2 separate regions of the Homo sapiens genome follow, and region 1 is linked to region 2. Evidence: chromatin loops called from intact Hi-C (ENCODE). Cell type or tissue: IMR-90. All regions are shown on one strand. Each heading gives the region's core, and the rest is flanking DNA. Links, peaks and the distances in the headings are about the cores only.

Region 1 (2,920 bases), core at 218-2,717, 200 kb after region 2:
GTTCTGACAATTCTGAACACACTGAGAGGATGTTTAATTCTGGCAAAGAGCATGGAGCTTGTAAGTGATAACAGGAAAGTCAGCACGTTTTAAAATAATACAATAATTACCTCTAAGGCAAACAAAAGCTGTGCAAGAAAAGAAAGTTAAACACTCTGCAACACGGTTCAACTGTGTATAACACTGTCATAAATTTAATACCATTCACGCTGCCTATTCTCTAATTGGCATTATGGTATATCAATATTAGGAGAATGAGAAGGGAACCCATTTTGGCAGGGTAGGTGGGTGAGGCATGAAAAAAAAGCTAAAGTCTCATTTTCCATAGTAGGAATTCAACAGATAATATTTAAAACTGAATAATCAAGACAAAAAAATATAAGCATGTTATTTAGAGACATGAAAGAGAAGCTATAAAAAGTAGCTAAATGAGGTATAAGTGGTCACCTCTGAGAATATGAGGAATGAAGGCAGAAATCTCCTACTTTTAGTAAAAACTTACAGATACAACTGTTTGGTTCTCTAAAATGTGTACATGGTAAAACTGAAATCAAAGCCCCAAACCAAAACCAAACAGACAAAAAGGAAACAAACAGAATTAATCTATGGTAAATTCATATACTTTCCAACATATACTGAAGGAAAGGCTGGAGTGAAGAACTGACTTTCTATCAGTTTCCATACAGTACTTACTGCAGACTGAAAAGCAGTCTGAGCATCACTGCAAAGAGCAAGTGGACACGACTGGAAGTGTGAGGAGCCTGGAGGCAGCAAGGCTGAGAATAAACTCAAGCAACAGATAACTAGCAAATACACAAAAAGAGAAAAAGAAATCAAGACGATATACAGAGCAAGACATAATGTCTTTTCATCAACCAAAATTCATTTAAATGTCATGCTCTTTCTAGATTAATCCCTTCTGTACATTTAAGTGATGTAGGGTATTCTAGGTCAAGACTTTCTTGCTTTCTTTCCAAAAGGTACTTAATGTAAAAAATAGGCTTTTTAATTACAGTGAACATTCATCAACACAATGGGATCTTAAATATATAAGCCTTCCTTTCAACAGATTTACCCTTGAATTTTACCATTCACTAAATGTGAGCACAAAATACATCTAAAATAAGGCACAAGAGTTCCTCATTTGCATTACTACTTTTAGATATCAGATCAAATATAAGGAGCAAAATTAATTCATTATCTCAACTGATTAATATATCAATTATAGACAAAATCTACTACATATAGAGAGATTTTTATTGATCTTGTTATCTATATGTATTTGCAAATAAAACATATTGAGCACAGTAGGCCCCTTTATCCTTGAGGGATCCATTCCAACACCCCCAGTGGATACCTAAAACCATGAATAGTACCCAACTCCATATATTCTAAGTTTTATTCCTATAAATATGTAACTACAATAAAGTTTAATTATAAATTAGGCAGGTAGGAGACTAACAATAATAATAACAGAATAGTATAATAAAAATTATGTGATTGTGGCCTCTCTGTCTCTCTCTCTAAAATATCTTACTACAATGCACTCATCCTTCTTCGTCTTGTGATTCATCAGTCTGATAACCAAGATTGCTATACTAAGTGATGAATGGGCACGTATCATATGCAGCATGGGTAAGCTAGACATAGCATGATTCACGTCCTGAGGGGAGACAGAGCATATTTCATCATACTACTCAGAATGGCATGCAATTTAAGACGTTAAGTATTGTGTATTTCTGGAATTTTCCATTTAATATTTCTGGACTACAGTCAACCATGAGTAACTGAAGCTATAAAAGGCAAAACTACAGATAAGAGGAGACTACTGTATCTTCATAAACTAGGGAAGGTAAAATCTCTGCTAAGTCAAATGTGTTCAGTATTTTATGGACAAAAGACAGCTGAATATTTCTTAGAAAATGCTCAAAGTCTGAAACCACCTCAAAATGGACTTAGAAAAAAACACTTACACATGACTTAAGATGTAAGTATGAATACTTTCAACATGTATCCCCTATGGGATACTGCTATAAAGCACCATTTAAAAGATAACTCTGACCAGACATTTAACTGAAGTTCCAATACAGTGATTTGTTAGGAGGATGGAGATTTTAGAGGCAGCTGAAACTTAGTAATAATGTAATAAAAGCCTATCATTTTGCACTTGAAGAACTGAATCCCAAGAAGTTAAGTGATTTGCCTAAGGTCCCATATCAAATGTTTTTTGAGTATGATTTTACAGAAAACTTAGACCTTTGAAAGACATCAATTTTAGAATATAATTTCTTCAGATAATTTAAAGACTGTAATTTACTTTGCTTCATACAGCACCTGGCCCAAACCACAGCCTCCATGGACATATAGTAAGCTACATTTATTACTTATCAAAACGTGTTGCTGTTGAATGTATTCTAATAATATTTTAATTCACATATCCTATTTCTATAAGGCAAAGAAAACAGTGTTTGTAATTTAATAGGCCCATTAACTGTCCCAACTTACATTAGGTACACATTTTGTCATGAGTGTGCCAGGAGTATACTTCCTCTCTTCACTTTCTTTGTCTTAAACTTGCCTGTGCCTTTCTAACAGATGTCATGTATCCAAATTCTACTGCTTACACGAACACAAAGAGTATGATTTATTAGGAAACATGGTTTAAATAATTGGTTAATGTATCCATACCCTCACAAAATACGTGATTTGTAATTTAGAGAAATAAAGAGGAAAATTAGCTAGTCATTAGGAAAATCATTGAGATATTCTGTGACTGTAGGCTATCTCATTTTCTTTGTCCAAAAAGGTAACAAAAAAATTATAAACAAAAGCTTTTATAATGAATAATATTACAAAGTATTAGGTAAAAATAAGGGCAAGGTAAATTTCACAAATTCCTCTAGCACAGATTTTTTTTTTC
Region 2 (2,920 bases), core at 130-2,629:
TCCCCCTAGCTCTTCCCCACTCTCCCTAACTCCTCCCCTAGCTTCTCCCCGAGCCTCATCTCCTTAGCTCCTCTCCCAGTCTCTCCCTAACTCATCCCCTAGTCCCTCCCCTAGTCTCTCCCTAACCCCTCCCCTAACTCCTCCCTAGCACTTCCCCTGGTCCTGCCCCTAGTCTCTCCCTAGCTCCTCCCATAACTCCTCCCCTAGCCCCTCCCCTGGTCTATCCCATGACTCCTTCCCTAGTCTCTCCCTAGCCCCTCCCCTAACTCCTTCCCTAGCCCCTCCCCTGGTTCCGCCCCTAACTCCTCTCCTAGCTTCTTTGGTAATCACTACCTTAACCCATCCTTTAACTCTCTTAACTCCTCCCCTCCTCTGCCCTGCTTCATTTTTCCTTCACTATATCATCAGGGTCTTGCAGGAAAGAAGATGCACTCAGCTGAGATTAAAAGAATTTGATGAGGAGGCTGCTTCAAGAGCTGGGGGAACCGATGAGAAAATGCAGACATGCGCAACAGCAGGAAGCATCACCACCCTCAGGCCTGCGGGCCAGGCGAGGAGGAGTGCGGGGCAGGACCCTGGGAGAGAGGGGAAGGAGGGACTAGTAGAGCCTCCAGGCGCCGTGGGGCAGAAAGTTCTGGAAGCTCAGAGGACTGGCGGTGGCAGAGCCAGGGGCGTGGGGCAGGAGGTGCGAGGGAAAAGCCCCTCTTCTCTTTGATCCCCTCTTGCTGAGCCTGGTGCACTTTCCTTGACGTGGACAGCAACAGAATCCAGGACATAGTGAATCTAAAACAACTTTTTTTTTAATGCAAGATTTTTCTCTCAGTATTTTGACATTTAAATGGTTCTACCGCTAAGTGGTTAAGTGGTTCCGTTCTAATTAGCCTTTTACCACCCAGTTCATCCGAGTTTCCTCCCTGCATCCCAAGCTTCCCACAGTGAGAGAGTATTTTCCACGTCGCCAAACACACCTGGCAATAGAACAGGCTGAAAGCGAGTGACATTGCCAAGGACAGAGCCACCTGCGGAGCCTGACACAGAGATGGTCGGTGCTCGGCGTTAACAGATTGTCTTCTCTGTGTTCCTCGCCCAGGCGATCAGATGACACACAAATCAGACTCAGCACAGTCCCTCCTTTGGGTAAAATAGAAACTCTGAAAGAGCATGACTTACTACATCTATTTTTCTTCTCCCTCTAAGCTCATCCATTAGATACAAGTCATTCTCAAGTATGAAGAATAATTGCTGGCTTAAAAAGGATGAGGGGGAAAAAACAAATAAAGATGAGGAAACGACTGGAAAGTTCATCAGAAGCTTTAGTTAGCATGCATGCGTTTCTCTGTACATTGTTAGCATTCTGAAAAGTTTTCGGTAATCACTTCTGTTTTCGGTTTGCGATAGACTATTTCTCATGCAGGGGTGCAGCTGAACAACCAAAAGCATAGACAGAATTTTCTTTAAATGTATTTTGTATGGAATTTAACTTTTGGCCATTTTGGTAGCCATCGAGCTTAATTGTTTGGGTTAACCATATCATGAAGTGAGTTCAGTGACGGTGACTCACACACCGGCTAGGATAAGTCAGAATCTCTATCATTGTAAAAGCTTTCTTTCTGATAATTCATGGTTACTGGTTAGGGTAAAGCACAGCTTGCCTGTTCCCAGAGATTTTAAGAAAGTGTGTAATTTGCTTTTATATGCTGAAATTGAGCATAAAGGAAAAGAAAGCAGCTTACAGGCTCTCCATTAAAAACAGCTTTTTCTGGGGAAAAGCTTTTCTGCTTTTATTTCAAAAGTTGAAGAACAGCAGAAGTTTCAGATTCCCTAGAAAATCTACCTAGCTCTCTGGCATCCAGAATTTTTGGCAAAGTACATTTGGAGGAAATATTGAGCTCTGAATACATTTTAATTCATCAAGGATCAAGGCAACAAGATTGCTCAATTTTTACCAACTTATCTTGAGCTCAATATTGAGGATGTGAAAGCTGCTGCCTTGTTTATTGTTCTTAAAAATATAGATAGATAGATAATAGATAGATGATAGATAGTGTATCTTTTGTGCTTCTGAATCTGTTTCTCAGTAGAGCTCTCCTTTCTTCCTCTCTAGGTCATGGGTTTGGTTCGTCAAAGATGTCTCGTGCACAGACATTTCCCAGCTACGCCCCAGAACAGAGTGAAGAGGCCCAGCAGCCGTTGTCGCGGTCCAGCAGCTATGGATTCAGCTACAGCTCCAGCCTCATCCAATGACACACAGAGAGCCGCTGTTGACTAGAGAGACAGTCTGTCCTGGACCCGTCTGTGGGGTCATTACCCTCTGCCTCCTGGAAGACCAATTGCAGTACAAATTGAAATGGGTCGGCTCTAGCCCCAGTCCCATTGGAAGGTTAAAAACTGGAGTTCTGCTTCCTTGATTCAGTGGCTAAGTCCTTTATTTATTGAATTTCTTTGGGGGAATCTATGTTTTACATAAATAGAATCCAAATCGTATGAACAGTTATTTAAATAAACAAAATTCTTTGGGTCTGACAGTAACAGAAACCTCAGCACTGGGAAAAGTTGCCCACACTGGGGTATGCCTGGGTGATGGGCACCTCTCACTGACCTCACAGCGCAGTCCGCCCATCTGAGCACAGGGTCTGTCCTTAGACATAATGGTGACCCTCCACAAGCTCTGTGGCTTTTAAAGTTCTGACAGGGATAAATACAGTAAGCTCTGCAAATGACATCGTAGCTGCATATAAATAAACCCAGTGACAATTAAAGGAACATGAAATTCAGAACACACTATTAAGCAGGGCCCTGTAGCTCTACTCGTGTGTGTGTGTGCGTGTGTGTGTGTGTGTGTAGACAAATGGATATTGCTATATCCATCTATATATAACAAGTATATATCAAACATGTGCTGAGGGTGACAGGATATGCT

The links. Peaks named below come from ENCODE experiments on the same cell type or tissue, not always from the same donor. Only the 100,000 strongest peaks of a DNase experiment are listed, where the experiment ranks them.
Region 1: a loop joins it to region 2, with 2.0 times the contacts of the local background. A loop is called at or near these places in 4 of 110 quality-filtered maps.

Annotation. Positions count from the first base shown.
Region 1 is chr18:70,043,149-70,046,068 of GRCh38, forward strand. The region is part of intron 40 of RTTN (rotatin); the gene reads right to left. Among named protein-coding and RNA genes, the nearest start is that of CD226, 97 kb to the left of the region's middle. In IMR-90, for the core only: no CTCF peak of the experiment used is centred there; a DNase peak (open chromatin) is centred at 1,683; H3K27ac peaks cover 655 bases.
Region 2 is chr18:69,839,140-69,842,059 of GRCh38, forward strand. DOK6 (docking protein 6) reads left to right here. Exons shown (of 8, transcript NM_152721.6): 8 at 2,105-2,920. The coding sequence ends at 2,244. Among named protein-coding and RNA genes, the nearest start is that of CD226, 110 kb to the right of the region's middle. RefSeq lists an enhancer at 86-587. In IMR-90, for the core only: no CTCF peak of the experiment used is centred there; a DNase peak (open chromatin) is centred at 1,562; H3K27ac peaks cover 1,017 bases.